Linked DNA regions of Homo sapiens: region 2 is linked to region 1. The links are chromatin loops, found by intact Hi-C in ENCODE. Cell type or tissue: K562. All regions are shown on one strand.

Region 1 (8,000 bases):
AGCCAGTTGCTGTTCCACGAGGAAGAAGAACCCTGCAGGGTTGTTTGGCTACTGACCAGGTTCCTCTCTCAGGAGAGCTGGATTCCCAGTGGCCTCGTTAGGGTCATCCAAGGGTCAGAATCTCAGGGTCCTCTGGCAAGGTTAGGAAACCAGTCCCCCAACAGCATATTCTATTTGTTTGAGAGAGGTAAGCTTCCAAGCCTGGGAGTGGTAAAAGGGGAGGATAGGGGACACCACAAACAAGGTTGTGTTCTGGATTCAAGGAAAAGCCACCAAGTCATCGATAAAAATAGAGATTTTATTCTGCAGAGGAAGATGCTACACTGGTGGGGGCGAGGAGCCGCTAATAGCTACAGTGGAAGGAAATACTGATTCCAGGAGGCAAACGCATCTTTGAGAAACTGAGGAGAGAAGAGGGACCAGAAAAGGCTGCAGGGAGAAAGGAGAGAAGAGTGGAGAGGGATTGGGTTGGGTTGGAGGTGGTCTTTGCAAACCAGGCTGGGACCCAGCACAATAAATAGTTTTATTTACAACATCCAAACTCGTGGCTCTGTATCCACGTTTCAGTGCAAATTATTTACACACTGATGAGGAGGCAGGACAGGAAGGGGTAGGAGGTGGCCCAGGGAGGCATGGCTCACAGCTGTTCAATGGCTCCACGACAGAGACTGGGAGAATGGGGGCATTTCTGCTGGTTCCCCCAACCTCATTTCCACATCATCACAGCTGCCCTTTTGCCCTGTAACCTCCTGCTTCAGCTACAGGTGGGGAGGAGAAAGGCCCTGATGCCCAGGTGTGGGTTCAGGGTCTGCACCCATGGCAGGAGAATAGGAAGGGACTTAGGAGGACCCGGAGAAAACGCAGGACAAAGGGGAAGAAGAGAGGCAGAGAGGTCGCTGGCGCGATGGAGCAGGCAGAATGACACCATCAGGAGCCGACCCCATGGCGGAGGGGACCCATCCTTCTCTCACCTCCTGGCCAAGCAGGGGGCAGTGCAACAAGGGGTCTCCCGCGGAGAGGGAGGGAGGTAGGTCCGGGGCAGGTCCATCAGGATGGCAAGAGGGTTCATGCCGCCCCAGGCAAGTGGTTTGAGGAGTCCCCAGGTAGGAGGAAGTGGGAGAGATGGGATGCGTATGAACCGCGGGGAGTGTGACTGGAGGTACTCGGGTGGGCGAATAACCGGGTCTTGAGTGCTAGCGAGTCTGTTTGGGGGAGGGCTCGAGGAGAGCGTTCCTGGGGGCGAGTCCGCGCAGCGCCTCACAGACACTCGTGCAGTACGCGCGTGTGCGTGCAGTTGCGGCAGCTGACGTGGCAGCACCAGTGGAAGGTGCAGTTGCAGCGCTCGGTGACGCGCTGCGTGCGCGTGCGGTGGCCCCTGCCGCAGCAGAGCAGCTCGCAGCCGTCCAGCGCGGGCGACGAGCTGTTACAGGCGCGCCCTGCCGTGCCTGCTGTGCCCAGGCGTCCGCTGTACGTGCAGAAGTTGGGCGATTTCTCGAAGTAGACGAGGTCGTGGGGGGAGGGCGGTTTGTGGGCCGGGTCTTCCGGCTCCAGGCGCAGCAGCTCCGCCCGCGAAGCGCGGTTGCTGCCGCGGTTGCCGTACAGGACGCGCGAGGCGCCGTCGAAGCGGTCGCGCAGCACATCGCCCACGGCGCGCAGCGTGGGCAGCCGCATCCAGCACGTGCGCACCGTGCATGAGCCGGACATCCCGTGGCACTTGCACTCCTGGCGCATCTCGGAGAATACGGTCTGCGGGGATAGGGGAAGAAAGAGTGTCCCAGGGCACCGGGCCAGAGTCACCCTCCCAGACACTGCCCTCTCCCGGACGCCACGGGGGCCGGACCTCAGCAAAGGCCCAGGCCTAGCTGAGCCCAGGGGAAGGGAGGCGCGAAATGTTCCGCTGAGATTTGGAAACCCTGCCCAACCCTGCTCCGCCGCGGCGAGTCAGTCTCGGCCTCTCAGGCTTATTTTTCGAATCTGTACAGCGAAGAGACTGTGCTTGATTTGCAACCTCTTCTACCTGTCCGCGGGCCAGACATACCTTTGCCCTCAGCCACTGTCTCCTCTATTCTCCGTCTTCGTTCCAAGCCTCCGGCTCTCCCAGGACGCCCTCTCCTGGTGCCCCTTGCCTTATCTCACCGACCGTCACTTCCCCAGCCCGAGGTTGGCCCCTGCCGCTCCGCTTAGGGTGCGGAGCCTCTCAAAGCTCACCGTACGGCCTGCCTCGTTGTTGTGAAGGTTCATGAGGAAGCGCAGGTCCCGCCCCTTCTCCCCGGAGTCCACGAACTCCCGGCCGAAGAGGCGGCCGAAGTCAATGTTGTCGCTGCAGCCCCCCCAGTGCCAGTCGGGGCCCCCGGGGCCGCGCCGCCGGTAGTCACACGTGCAGGATTCGATGGAACCTTCTGAGCAGGAGCGCGCCACCGAATGGGTGACCCCGGCGGAGGTGATAGCGAAGATAAACGCCGTTTCTCGACAGCCTGTGGGAGAAGGGAGCGGGGATCAGCGAGGGGGTACGCGGGGCGCGGCCAGCACCCTCATGAAGGGCTTGGGACCGGAATCCCACCCCCGACTCCGCACTTTGAGTCCTGAGAGCCAGGGCCGGCAGTGCTGGAAAGCTGGTCTCTAGGGCTAGTAGAGAAAGCAGGTGCGTGGGCACGCAGCCACGTCCACGGGCGTAATCACACCTTACTGGGAGATTCTAGGGCGCATTTTGGCTCGATAGCGGAAGTGGAGCAGCCCCAGAGAGACAAACCGAAGAGAGGGGAGCGGAAGAACCATACATCCCCAAGACTTCTTCGCAGCCCAAAACTTTCGGCCCATTTTGGCGGTGCAAGCCTTGCTGGGCGAGAGGCCAGACACACGCCTGCAGAGAGCAGCTTCCCAGGCGCTTTTGAGAGAGGCTGGGGGAAAGCGGCGGTCAGCCGGCGTCCGCGACCCGAAACTTTCTTTATCTGGGGCAGTAGCTCAGAAAAGTTAAGCTTCGTTTCCAGGGTGCACGGCTGGAAAACGCCTGGTAGAAGTCTGGCCCCGAGCTGGCGCTGGGCACGAGGCACTTGGCAAGGTTGATTGTGTGACCCTCCAGGCGCCTGGGACACCTTCTCTGAACTCGCCCGCCCATGCCCTGGGGGTGACCCCGCGTTTCCCCTGCTCCCGGAAGCGTCGCCTTCCTGGGCACCCACCTCGGTTGACGATCTTGCCGAAGAGGTGGGGCCCTGGAGCAGTGGGACAGTTCCAGCGGCGATTCCGGAACTGCCACTTGCACTCGCGCACGGCACTCTGCAGCCCCCCACTCACGCTGTGCAGGATCCCCGGATTTTGGCGTATCAGACGCCGCTGTTTGCGGCTCAACAGCTGCAGACTGGGCTCGAGTACCAGTTGCAGACTCTTGGAGTCTGTAAGCAGGTTCGTGGAGGAGGCTACGTTCACAATACCCCTGGTGGGACGTATGATAGCTCAGGCTCAGGAAGGGGATCCGCACCCTAACCATAAAAACTGTGCCACCCGGTCCTCTTCCTGGGGGTATGTGGCTGGAGAGAATGGCGGGAGATTAATAATACCCGCTCTCCCAGGCTCACTAATTTGAAAGAACTGGGCGTCCAGACTTGTGTGTGCCCAGTAGTCCCAGGGCTGCTCGCCTGAGCCCTAGGTCCGGAGACTGGACAGAGGAGGTACCCGGAGACCGAGTGTCTACCTTGGATCTCCGAGCCTCTTCCGGTCAGCCTGAGCGAGATAATCATGGCCTGCAGTTCTTGCCCACCCAAGGCGTGAAATGCTTAGGAGTCCCACCCTCTTCTCCCCTCCTTTCTAGGCGAACTCCTGGCCCTTCACTTCCCGAGGTGGGGAAACCTGTGGTGAGCCACCGCCGTGAGGCTGGAGTTGGCGCTCAAAGGGGAAGGGCGGTGCTAGATGAGAGTGGGCTCCCTGCCTGGGGTATCTTAGGCCTCCGCGGGCGGATCATTCGCCCCACTTGTACAGAGCTGGAGTCTGGGGCAGTTTCATGCCAGATCGCCCTTCGGTGTCGCGGAGGGAAGTCAGAGCGGGGAGGGAGCCTGTCGGCAGACGGATCCCAGAGCGTGGGAGCTGGGTAGGGTTGGCCCCTGGCTCTGTGCCGCGGGACAAGTGGCGACCCCGCACCAGCTCACTTACCACCATCGGCCACTGCTGTTGGCAGCCAGGGCTGCGGGCAGAGCGGCCAGCGCCAGCAGCAGCGTAGCAGAAACCCAGCCAGGCAACAGCGCCCAGAGCCCCATGGCCTGCCTGGCTTTGCCCGCTCTGTGCTGCAGTTGCGGCGACTTTGGTTGTTGCCCGCGACGGTGGGACGGGACGCGGCGGTGGCGGCAGTGGCGAGAGTTCGCAGTCTGGCTTTAACAACCCTGGGGGCGGGCGGCGGACAGCATGGCTCGCGGTCCCGGCTGGTGGGCTGAGGCGGCCACGGCGGGCGGCACCGCCTCTTATAGTTGCGGCGCTGGCTGAAGTGACGGGAGGAGGCTGCCCCTCCGGGCCGCACTGTGGCACCAGGGCGCACCGGTTAGGGGCGCAGACAATGGGCAGCGAGCGGGGCTGTGGTTCCCGCCCGTCTGAGCCGAGAGCTGACGGGTTGGCCGTCGGGGCTCACCCCCGCCCCCTGCCCGGTGGCCCCCGCCTCCGGGCCTGCACTGGCCGCGGACCCCTCCCCTTGGGACACCCTCCCACGCGCGCCCGCCTCACTCAGCTGAGCGTCCGGAGCCCGTCGAGGACTAGCATCCGCCAGGGGGCGCGGCGAGAGTGTGCTGCGGGGAGAGCCCGCCAGGGGCCCAGCCCGCCTCGCCGCCCGCGGTGGGGTTGTCCCCTCGACGTCACCCCGGGCCCCTCCGACGTCCCCTCTCTCCCCCATCCTGAGTGTCGGAAGGAAAGCTGTGGTTCTGGGCAGCGACTCCGGGGAGATGCTTAACCGCCCAGGAACCCCCGATGGCTGGACAGAGAAGGAAAAAGGGGAGACGGGGGCGTGAGTGCGGCTGTGGTCAGGGAAATCCCGGGGATGAGTTGTGGGGGTGAGCTAACCAAAAGGAGCCTAGCGGTGGAGAGAAACCTAAAGCAACAGGCAGTTTGCTCATGTGCGCCAGAAGAAGCGCACAAGTGGCTGTGTGTGTGTGTGTGTGTGTGTGTGTGTGTGAAGTGGAACAACGTGAATATGGGTGGGAGTGAGAATGTGCTGTGTTCTGAGGGTGCATCCTCCTGTGTGTTGGTACGTGCAGAAACTCCTTGTTCTGACGAAGGATGTTAGGAAACTTTCCAAAGAATTTTGGAATTTAGCTCAAGTCAGAAAAGGTCATGGAGTCACCTTGTCACAGTCACCGCCTGGGGCAGTGTGTCAGGAAGGAGGTGGCAACTGTCGACAGGAGACTCAGAAGCATGATTGAGGGATGCAGAGTGTCTGGACTGTGTGTGGAGTGGGTGGATGAGCATGTGCATGGGAAGATTAAATATGTGTGTATGCGTCATTCTGTTGCCCTTTGTACCTCGTGGCATCCTATGGCGTGTCACACTGTGGTATGTGTCAACCAGTGCATGTCATTGGGGGAGAGAGCCGAGCCTACAACCAAGATGGTATTGAGGTGAACCCAGCCTGGAGTGGCTAAGTCTCTGAGGCCTAGGCTCAGAAAGGATGGGAAATGGTGCGGATGTCCACTGTATGTATGGTGATGGAGAGGACTGGGAAGACAAGGGTTGCTGGCTACATTGAACCTAGATGAGGAAACTTGTGCCTCCATGTGTTTGCTTCTCTTTGGATGTTTCTGCCAAGTTTCTGTCTTTCCCTAAAGCTCTAGTTCCCACCACACTGGGATACCCAGAGTGCCTGTGACCATCTCATCCATTGTACACTTTTCTCTTCTCTCCCAGGGACTCCTACTCAGCTTCAAGGCCATTTAGGCCTCCTATTGAAGAAGTGACAGGCTGGGCGCGGTGGCTCATGCCTATAATCCCCGCACTTTGGGAGGCCGAGGCAGGTGGATCATGAGGTCAGGAGATCGAGACCATCCTGGCCAACATAGTGGAATCCCATCTCTAATAAAAATACAAAAATTAGCTGAGTGTGGTGGCGCACACCTGTAGTCCCAGCTACTCAGGAGGCTGAGGCAGGAGAATGGCTTGAACCCGGGAGGTGGAGATTGCAGTGAGCCGAGATCACGCCATTGCACTCCAGTCTGGGCTACAGAGCAAGACTTCATCTGAAAAAAAAAAAAAAAGTGGCTGCTTTTCCCTATATGGGGAATAGGGGGCACTGCCAGCCTGGTTATCATGCCCCACCACCACACACATGGCCCCTGGAAGGAGGGAAGATCTCTTCTCTCTCCCCATTTTGCAGAATTAAAAATAGATCAGGCACTTGTCCAAGGTCCACGTCTAATAAATGAATCAATGGTAGAGCCAGATTAAAACCCAGACCAATTTGACTCAAAGCCCATGCTCTTTCGACCTTACCAGCTGCTTGCCAGTGTGCAGCAATTACAGGCTGGGAACCCTTCTCAAAATTGATGGGTAAAAATAATTTTTTGGGCCTTTCTGCCTCCCTTTTGAGTTCTAGCTCTCATTTTTTTCATCTCCCTTGTCTTTTAGGATGCCTTCTGACTGAGAAATTTCCCCAGGCCTGAACCTAAAGTCTCAAGTCCCAGAAATGACTAGGATTCCCTTCTAAGGCAGGGAAATCACTCTAAGGAATAAATGCCAGGTAAGTTTCATTAATATTCCCGGGCACTTGTGTTTTAAATGAGATGCATATTAACCCAAATGAAGCCTGATGGAAGTTATTTTAGAAAGAAATGTCCTTCTTTCCCTTTTTTCTTCCCTTTTGCCCAGCCTAGTATATCTGGCCCTTCCAAGGATCCACCCCAGAGGGAAAAGGTGTAGTGGTCCAGCACCCTCCGTAGATCCAAAAGCCAGTAGTCCCTGCAGAGAGCACCCAGCATAGATAGCTCAAGTAAATGGACAATGTATCACGGGGAGCCTGTCCTTTATCCCTTATGAGTTTCTTCCCACTGGGGCCTGGGTCACATCTTTTGGCCTGGTGGATTGATACAACACCGTGAGGGTGGGAGGCTGGCTGGAAAATATGGAAGCCCTGTCTTTGACGACTGTTGTCAAGCAGAGGTGGGAAGAGAGGAAAGGAGCCACTGTGCTTTGTTCCAACATTCCACACACCAGGAGTAGGGGGCAAGAGGGTAAGGCCCCTAGATCTGGGTCACACTGTTTATGACCTGGCTGACATTTCTTTTTCAAAATATGAAATGCTTCACAAATTTGCATGTCATCCTTGTGCAGGGGCCATGCTAATCTCTATATCATTCCAATTTTAGTATATGTGCTGCCAAAACAAGCACCCAACTTTCTATTTAGATCAAATAATCATGATATCAACTGTCCCCTCTTTCTTTCCTGCATCATCCACTTATCTCTCTCCTGGAACATACACATAAGCATGCAGACATGCTGCAATAGTACCCATCTGAAAAACCCAAAAACTTCATTAGACCCCACATTACTGCCCAAGATTGCTCCATTTCAGTGCTCCATTTTACTGCAAAAATCAAAAGGGTTGATTTAATTACTAGAGCCAATTTCTTTCTTTCTTTCTTTCTTTTTTTTTTTTTTTGAGACGGAGTTTTGCTCTTGTTGTGCAGACTGGAGTGCAGTGGTATGATCTCGGCTCACTGTAACCTCCACCTTCCGGTTTCAAGCGATTCTCCTGCCTCAGCGTACCGAGTAGCTGGGATTACAGGCGCCCACCAACACTCCCACCTAATTTTTGTATTTTTAGTAGAGGTGGGGTTTCACCATGTTGGCCAGGCTGGTCTCGAACTCCTGACCTCGTGATCTGCCCACGTCGGCCTCCCAAAGTACTGGGATTACAGGCATGAGCCACTGCGCCCAGCCCAGAGCCATCTTTCCTAAAACAGAAGTCTGATTAGTTCATTTCTCTGCTCAAAATTTTCCAGCGAGACCCCATGTCACTCAAAGTAAAGGGG
Region 2 (8,000 bases), 360 kb before region 1:
AATTGGGCCCGCACTGCGCGACGGCGCGCTAAGCTTTGCAAACAGCGTGGGCGGCGGCGGCCGCCGCTGGACAAACAAACTATCTCCCGGCTCAGGTGGTGGGGCGGGGGCGGCAGCCATACAAGGGAGAGGGAAGGGGCTGGCCGCCGGGGCACCCGGGGCCGCAGCGCGCCCCCAGGTTTACTTCCCGAGGAACCCAGAAATGCGGGGCTGCGCTGGCGGCCCAGAGAGTGGGGGTCGGGAAGGGGCTCAGGGTTCGATCTCAGGAAGGGAGGAGTGGGGAGGGAGAGAAGCGGATTGTGCGGGGAGAGCCAGGGGCCCAAGGGCAATGTAAGCGCGAGGAAAAGCTGAAGAAACGAGTGGAGGGCAGAGGAGAGGGGAGAAGTGAGCGAGGAAAAAGCGCACCGGGGGAGGGGCGACGGGGTCGGGGGAGCGGGAGAAGAGCTGTTACCGGGAGGAAAGGGAAGAGCGATGGAGGAACAAGCGAAGGAAGGCGCAAGGGGCCGGGAGAAGAGGAATTGAAGAGTCAAGGAGAGGGATGGGAGGTGACCGGAATAAGAACGAGGGGGCGGCAGGGCGGGGGGAGGCGCCCCTGCCTCCGCCTCGCCCTGCAGCGCTCCCGGCCTAGCGCTCTCTCCAGCCGCCCGCACTCACTTTGTCACAATTACGGGGCCGTCACTCCGCCCGGATTGTTTTCCCCAAATTGTTGTTCTATAAACTGGTGCAGAGTGGGAGGTGGGGGGATCTGACAAACTGCAGCGAGAGGAAAGGGTCTGAGCTGTGGTGCGGGGCGCGGTGGTGCATTTACCCGCAAACTGGCCCCGCGTGGGCGGAGGAATCCAAAAAACCCACGCAGGAATTCTGGTTGCTGCCCCAGCTTCGTCGCTGACCCCGCTTTTAACTTTTTGGCTATTCTCAGCATCGGCTGCCTCGGTTTCCCCAGCAGAGCGTGACAAGGATCGGAGGCTGGGGTGGTGGAGGCGCTTGTAGGTGGGGTCCAAACCGTCCTGCCTGTCCCATTCTGTCTTGTTCTTTACTACCCGGGTCTCCCCGGCGGGGGATGGGTGGTCTATCCCAGCCCAGCGGTCCTCAGAGCGACCTCGAGTGCCTTCTTCCCCCGTGAGTGAGGCTTCTGCCCTCACCCGGTCTGGGCCATCTCCTACCCCGCCTGTGCCCTCCGACCCTCTGCCCTGCGCCGCTCGGTGTCCCAGCCTTTCAATTCGGCAAACATACGTTGCGCGCCCACTGAGTGCCAGCGCTGAGCCAGCCTCACCCCGCCGCCTCTCCCCCCCGCCACCCGCCCCTTCCCGGCCGGCCCGGCCTGTCGGCTCCGTGACAGCAGCCGCCGAAGCCCCGGCCCCGCGGGAGCGGCCAGAGAGGAGCCGCCGCATGGCTGGCTCCGACACTGGCCTCCCCGGCGGCTCCAGGGGCAACGAAGGGTGGCGGCCGCTGAAGCGAGACTGGAGCCTGCTGGGGGAGTTGGCAGGGCTGAGCGGGGGAGGGGGAGGCCCTGGGCGGGCTTCTCTCTGGTTCTCTAAGGCCTGTCGTTCTCATTCCGTCGCCCTCCGGTACCGCCCGGGTCCCGACCCCTCCTGGCTTCGCGAGCCTGGGACGTGGTAGGCTCCCCACGCCCCCTCCCCCAGCCCAGGTGATTTACACGCGGGCTCCGCGAAGCGGCCGCTTCCCAATCAGGAATATCGACCCCGGGCGGGGCCCCCGGGCCGCATCGATCCCTCTAAGGCTCGGGATTTAAAAATGTCAAATTTGCCTTTTCCAGGCGGGCGGAGGGGGCGGGGGCCAGGCGGAGGGAGGTTGGGAGGAGGGAGGGACAGCAGGGCATCGACCAGGCGTCTGTGCTCAGAATGTGAAGTGACCCGCGCGTGCCCGAGCCCTGACACGGTGTGACCATCCTTGGGTTAGCAATCACCTCTGGATGGGGGCAGGAAGAAAGCCCTCCTCCTTCTCCTACTCCAGTGTCCGTGGGGTATTCTGCTGGGCTGGTGTATTCTTAGAGAGAAGAGCCCCAAGAGGAACAAAGAGAGAGCCCCCCAAAATGTAGGAAGACAAATTTGGAAGATTCCTAAATGTGGAAATATGCAGACACAAAGGAGGGTACAAAGCCTGGGCGCCGTGACTCACACCTGTAATCCCAGTACTTTGGGATGCTGAGGTGGGTGGATCACCTGACATCAGGAGTTCAAGACCAGCCTGGTCAACATGGTAAACCCTGTCTCTACTAAAAATTAAAAAAAAAAAAAAAAAAAAGCCGGGTGGAGCCTGTAGTCCCAGGTGTTCAGGAGGCTGAGGCAGAAGAATCTCTTGAATCCAGGAGACGGAGATTGCAGTGAGCCAAGATCGAGCCACTGCACTCCAGCCTGGGAGACAGAGTGAGACCCCGAAAAAAAAAAAGAAGAGGACGTTTACAGAGATAAATATACAGAAGCTCCAGGAGATACCCTAGCCCCAAGGAACAACAAGACAAAGGGAAGGGGTCTTGCTGAACAAAACAGGGGGCCAGAGATCCAGAGTCAGCCCAGCTCTCTGCTCTGTAAACCCAGGAGGTTCAGGGCTGGGAGGAGGCCAGGTTCAACTTCTTGGTGTTTTTGAGAATGAGGATTGAGAGTGGAGACCAAGCCAAACTGAAGAGAGTTATTATGGAGAGGAATTAGAGTGCAGTTAGCATTATCCTCCCAAGGCATAAACTAGTAATTAACTTGGACTTGAGACCCAAAAGGTTAGGGTCTCCGAGGCTGCTAGTACAGGCTCCAAAGAGATAGGCTGCCTTGGAGGTCTGAAGGTCAGCCTCTCTCTTCCTGAGCATCACACAGGCATCTGCTCAACATCTACCAACTCCTCTCTGGCCACCACCAGCCTAGGTAGGCCACATGGGTTGGAGATCACATCTCACATTTGGAGACCTTGTGTATGTGTATGTGTAGGGGTATGGGCTAGACAACTCTGGCAGTAATCACTTTGTTCCCCAGGGCACAGCAACTAGGTGTCCAAACTTTGGCCAAAAAAAAAAAAAAAAAAAAAAAAAAAAAAAAAAAAAAAAAAAATCCACTACTTTCAAAACCCTTGGGGTAGGGATGTTAGTGGTGAAGGTGCTGGAAGGGAGCAGCTGTCCTGACCAGCACTCTCACAGTTAACATCTAGCACCACCCCCACCCCCCACCCCAGCAGCACACCTCAGCTGTCACCGTGCGCACTGCCATTTCCTCCATAACTGGAGACAGAGCTGACAGCCAGCTGGGGGGTAGTGGGGAGACGGACACACAGGGAGGGGTGGTGGCTCATCCTCAGAGGGAATCTCACACCTCCACTGACAAAATCATACTGACACATACCTGGTACTGACACACACAGTCACTGACCTCCCACGTGCGATCCACATTCATCAATCCCTGTCATACACGCCATCTCTGAGTGCACAGTCACGCACAATCTCTCAGAGGTCAGGCCGAATCGCCTAGTCTTGAGACCTGCCTAATACCCTTCCTTGACATCTCAGACCTTAAATCACCTAACCCCAGAAGAGGGCTTAGGTCCCCGCCCTTGCTTCCCAGCCAGGGCCAGCTCCAACAACTGGGAGGCCGAGCTCAAGGAAGTCAAGTCCCAGGGTCAAGGCGAAGGACCGGGAGCAGATGGAGCAGTGGGACTGTTAAACGCTTGCCTTAGTCCCCTCCTGCTACTGGCCTCTTTCCCGGCACGTCCACTCGCAGCCCGCCCGGCCCGCCACCCGCCTGTCAGTCGAGTAATGAATGCGCGCTCGGGGCCACGGGCCCCCCTGGAGTCGTTCATCACTGCCAGCACCGCCCACCCCTCTGCCTCCCGCCGGGAGGGCTAAGCGGCCGGGGCTGTAAGAGCCCCTCACCCCGCATCTTGACCACTAATTGTCAGATTGAGATGTTGATTTGTCAGCTGGGAGCTAGCGCCAAAGAATCTGCAGTAAAACCTGGACTCCTTGAACTCCCTCTCGGCTCCCCTCGGGTTCGCCAGGACTTGGAGCCTTTTTTGAGCGGATGCGGATTGGTTGGATTTCACTGAACGGAGCGGGCATAGAAGCGCAGTGTCATTCAAAGCCGGCAGGAGGCGCGCCAGGCTAGAAACCCTTGGTTTCCCTAGGAGGGGTCGCCCTGGGCCTGGTTCCATCTGTACCTGCCGGACCTCTAAGGCTTGGTTCCCAGCTTCCCAGCAGGGGGCGCCCTGGACCCCGGGCCTCCGGTCTCCGCAGCTTTTGTTCCCTCTTCCCCACTGGGAGGCCCCAAGCCGCTAGCCCCAGTTTCCCTTCGGGGAGTGCCCGGGGCCATAATCCCCCACCCTTCGGCCAATGCCTCAGGCCACAGTCCTCCACTGCCCCGCAGGAGGCGCTCCTGCCGCAGGTCCGCCCTCGCCCTGTCCTGGGCGCCTAGGCTGCAGCCGCACCCCGCCCTCTCCCGGGCCGGGCCCAGGAGCTCCCTGGGCGGCCGGCTGAGTGACGGGCGGCCGGTGATTATGCGGAAGGGGGAGCGGGGTGCGCCGCGGGCGGCAGCGCTGACCCTTCACATTTCCGATCCGCTGGGACCCTCATCCATCCGAAGCTGCTCTTTGTCTGGCCGCCTAATTGCCGGCGGACAGGATGGATGGCGGGACCGACAGCCGCGGAATCCCTAATAAAGGCCGCGGCCGCCGGGGAGGGAGTGCAGGAGGGAGGGGGAGCAAGAGGGAAGGGATGGAAGAAGATGGGAGGAAGCACCGGGCAGCGGTCTCTGGCTCCGAGGCGCTGCGCGCGGCGCTCACTGAAGTCCAGCCCGCCTGGGGTGCTAGTTCGGGGTCCAGGTCCGGGTGCGGTGGGTTGGGGCTCGTTAAGTGTCCTGCTCGTCAGAGAAAAGCTGGGGACCCCAAGCAGAAAGAGCATCCTAGGGCCTTCCTCGCTTAGCCGAGCCCTCGAGACTTGGAGCTTAGCACTACCTCCTGGTCTCGGGGCTCTCATCAGTATGCGCCCCTACCTCAACTTCCCGCACCCCACCCGCCTCCTTTCACCTGTGGGTCTCCCAGACCCGGAGTCAATATCCCAGAGGAGAAATGAGGGGTCTGACAGCTCTCTGTGCAGCCGATCCCCACATTTCATTAACTGGAGGCTGGAGCTGGCAAGCGGTGGAGGCAGAGGGGGGCACAAAGGGAGGTGGAGGAGTCAAAGGCTAGGAGCAGCACCTGGCCAGGGGTGGAGGGCTGCCGAAGTAAGTCAGCAACAGCTCTGACCTGGCAGACACCTTGGAAGCAGTCTTTACCCACTCTCTGAGAAGCCAGGAGCTTGTCTTCAGCCCTGTGGACCCTGGTGCGATACTTTGAACTTAAGGTTGCACTGAGTTTTGGTGCCAGAGGCACTGGCTGATGAGTGGGAGCCCTGGGCCTGGCCGTGATGGCAGAGGCAGGAGGGTAGTCTCTGCAAGGAGGCAAACCATGAGCAGGTTCTTGGGCTGGGACGGTTTTCCCAGCTGCAGTCGGAGAACAGCCGGCTTCAGGCTTCCCTTTTGTCCCTTAAGCAAATTTTCCTTGACTCGCTTCGTTTTCCTTTGCCTTCCTTTTTCTCTGCCCTCTCTTCCTCCATCTGGACGGTTGTTCTCTGAAACTAACTTTGGCCATCCTTTAGCCAACAGTTGAGCACCTGTTGGGCATCATGCTTAACAGTGTCAGGGTGGGGGTTGGGGGATACACGGAGCCAAGACCCAACCCTTTTGGCCTCACATACAAAAGGCTCCCGGAAGCCATTCAAATCTCACTGCCCACTCCTGGCCTGCCTCTCTCACTCTTCCACTGCCTTGGGTGCCATTTGTCTCCTCTAGGGAACTGAGAAGGAAGCCAGGAGGTCATAACTCTAATTCCAGGACTATCCCTTACAGGGTGATAATGGACAAGCCATTTCCCCTTTCTGGGCCCCAGTTTTTTTATCTTTAAAATGGGGACAATAGATCTAACTCTAAAGGGTGCTGTGAGGATGCAACGAGAAGTTGCATGTTAAAGCCCTAAAATACAATAAGGACTCAATAATGTTGTTTCCCTTTCCATGCCGTCCCCTGTCCTCTCACGTGGATTCCCTTGTCTTCATACTAGAGGACTGCTACCAGGCAACCCAGGCTGCTTCCAGATCCATGTGATCTTCAATGTGGGAGTTGAAAGCCAGAGTGTGGGAATGAGTAGGGAGAACCACACTGTGACGGGCCCTGAAGGGGAGGAAGGAGAGAGTGCAAGGAAAAAAAAAAAAGTGTTTCCTTAGATCTTGATAAAATGTCAGGCAGCGAGGAGGTTTCTCTTCTCTTACTGATGAGGAAACTGAGGCACGTTCAAGTGATGCAGGCATATCATGCTGCTGGAGCCTTCCCTCCCAAGGGCCCTCTATTGCTCACCTCTTCACCCCCTTTCTTCCCTTGAGGGGGTCTGGGTCAGTGACAGTAAGTGTGAGAGAAGGAACAAAAAGAGAGAACTTTCAAGGAGCCAGGACCTTTCCACTAGACTTCATAAAATTTTAACATGAAAACTTCCACAGAGTAGAAGGCACATATCACATGCAAATCATATGCTAATCACATGCTAATCCAAAGTCTGGTCCTCAGAACTCTGACACACACCTAGCTATAGCCCTGGGGGGGATTCTGGGGATCCCCCTGGGTTCCAGGACAGGTGAGGGAGGCATTCCATTTAGGGTCAGTTTATGGAGTTAAAATTCATTTTAGGATTGAAGAGGAGTCGAGTATATAAATAGGGGTTAGGGTCAAGGCTAATGCAGAGTCAAGGACAGACTGGTCTGTCTGAAGGCTGCATTAACCTTTAAGTGGGGGAGCCTAGGAAACTGTTAAAGGCTTCCTCTCCTCTCCGCTCCCCCTGCCAACTCTGCCCCCCACTTCCACTGCCCCTTCTTTGTCCTGCAGCACACCCTTCTCTACCTACTTCCCATTCCCAACCATACCACCTCCCTGGGGCTTCCCAGTTTGGCTGCCAGAGGAGTTCTGGGAAAATTGTCCCAGACCCTGGCCTGGGCCCCAGCATTGCCTCGAGCCCAGACACTTGGCTTCTGGCCCAAGGTGCACAGGCTGGCCTTGGCCCCACCCAGGTCCCTTCTTGGCAGAATGTGGCAGCTGCAGGGGAAGCAATAAGGACCTGGTGAGCTGGCAGCTTCATTCCAGAGTGTGGGAAAAGAGCAACAGAACATGAATAAATTCATGGAGCTGGCCCCTCAGCTCCCCGTGAGCCAAGCCGGCTCCCCCGACCACACAGATCCGCTGCTGCCTGCAGCCCTGCTGGTCACCACATCTCACAGCCTGGGCTGGGGATGGGAGGAGAGGGGAAGCTCTAGAGAGAAGAGGACTGGGACCTGAAAGGGGCTGAGGTGAGGGACTTAAAAAGGGGACCTTGGTGAGTAGAATGAGTGGAGTGAGGAGTGTGGCTGGGCAGAGGGGGTCTCTGGTGAGTGGAGGGAGGGAAAAGGGAGGGAGAGGAGTCAGGACCTGGGGTGGATGGGGCCTGAGGATCAGGCAGGGGAGGCTGGTGTGAGCCTGGGCCTGCTCTCTGATCCATCCATCATCCAGCCTGGGGGAGCAGATCCGGAATTAGACATGCAGAGGGCTGACACGGCCCTCAGCCCCCCGAGGAAGACAAATGGCGACAAAGACCTTGAATAAAATTTGTATTTATGGTTGGAGGAGGAGGCCCCTCCCCCACTGACTGCCAATCCTTTCTCTCCCACTCCTTGCAGACATGTAGGGGCCTCCCCCAACCCCCAACACAGGCCCAGCCTTAGGAACCTCTCTCTCCCAGCATCATTATGAGGCGGGGGTCGGGGGTGCAAGGAAGGAGTACAGAAAACAAGAGAGGAGGAAATCACTCTCCATCCAATAATCATGCCCTGGTGTGCCCTGTGCCCTCCATCTTACACAATGTTCTCCCATACATGATAGTCCTGGCTTATCCTGGTCTCTAAGAGGCCTTTGCAGCTGCTCACCTCCAGGGTCTCCAAATGCCCC

The links. Hi-C counts contacts between places; a loop is a spot of excess contacts. Peaks named below come from ENCODE experiments on the same cell type or tissue, not always from the same donor. Only the 100,000 strongest peaks of a DNase experiment are listed, where the experiment ranks them.
Region 2: it touches region 1 in a loop (4-fold over the local background); 2 of 110 quality-filtered maps call a loop at or near these places.

The regions. Positions count from the first base shown.
Region 1 is chr12:48,974,898-48,982,897 of GRCh38, reverse strand. WNT1 (Wnt family member 1) reads right to left here and starts at 4,576. Exons shown (of 4, transcript NM_005430.4): 1 at 4,144-4,576; 2 at 3,177-3,430; 3 at 2,209-2,474; 4 at 278-1,746. The coding sequence starts at 4,247. The coding sequence ends at 1,258. It overlaps LOC105369757 (a long non-coding RNA gene), which reads left to right. Exons shown (of 3, transcript XR_944929.3): 3 at 310-541. It also overlaps the pseudogene RNU6-940P. RefSeq lists silencers at 1,285-1,414, 4,522-4,891 and enhancers at 1,515-1,764, 1,236-1,836, 1,945-2,004, 2,437-3,038, 3,039-3,638. In K562, CTCF peaks have their summits at 2,127 (motif pointing left), 4,756 (motif pointing right) and 6,258; DNase peaks (open chromatin) are centred at 1,817, 2,133 and 4,767; H3K27me3 peaks cover 4,555 bases.
Region 2 is chr12:49,338,797-49,346,796 of GRCh38, reverse strand. No RefSeq gene overlaps it. Among named protein-coding and RNA genes, the nearest start is that of DNAJC22, 4.1 kb to the left of the region's middle. RefSeq lists silencers at 1,125-1,244, 1,265-1,364, 1,395-1,584, 4,429-4,568 and an enhancer at 3,716-4,227. In K562, a CTCF peak has its summit at 4,158 (motif pointing right); DNase peaks (open chromatin) are centred at 366, 556, 3,386 and 4,156; H3K4me3 peaks cover 2,505 bases; H3K27me3 peaks cover 1,752 bases.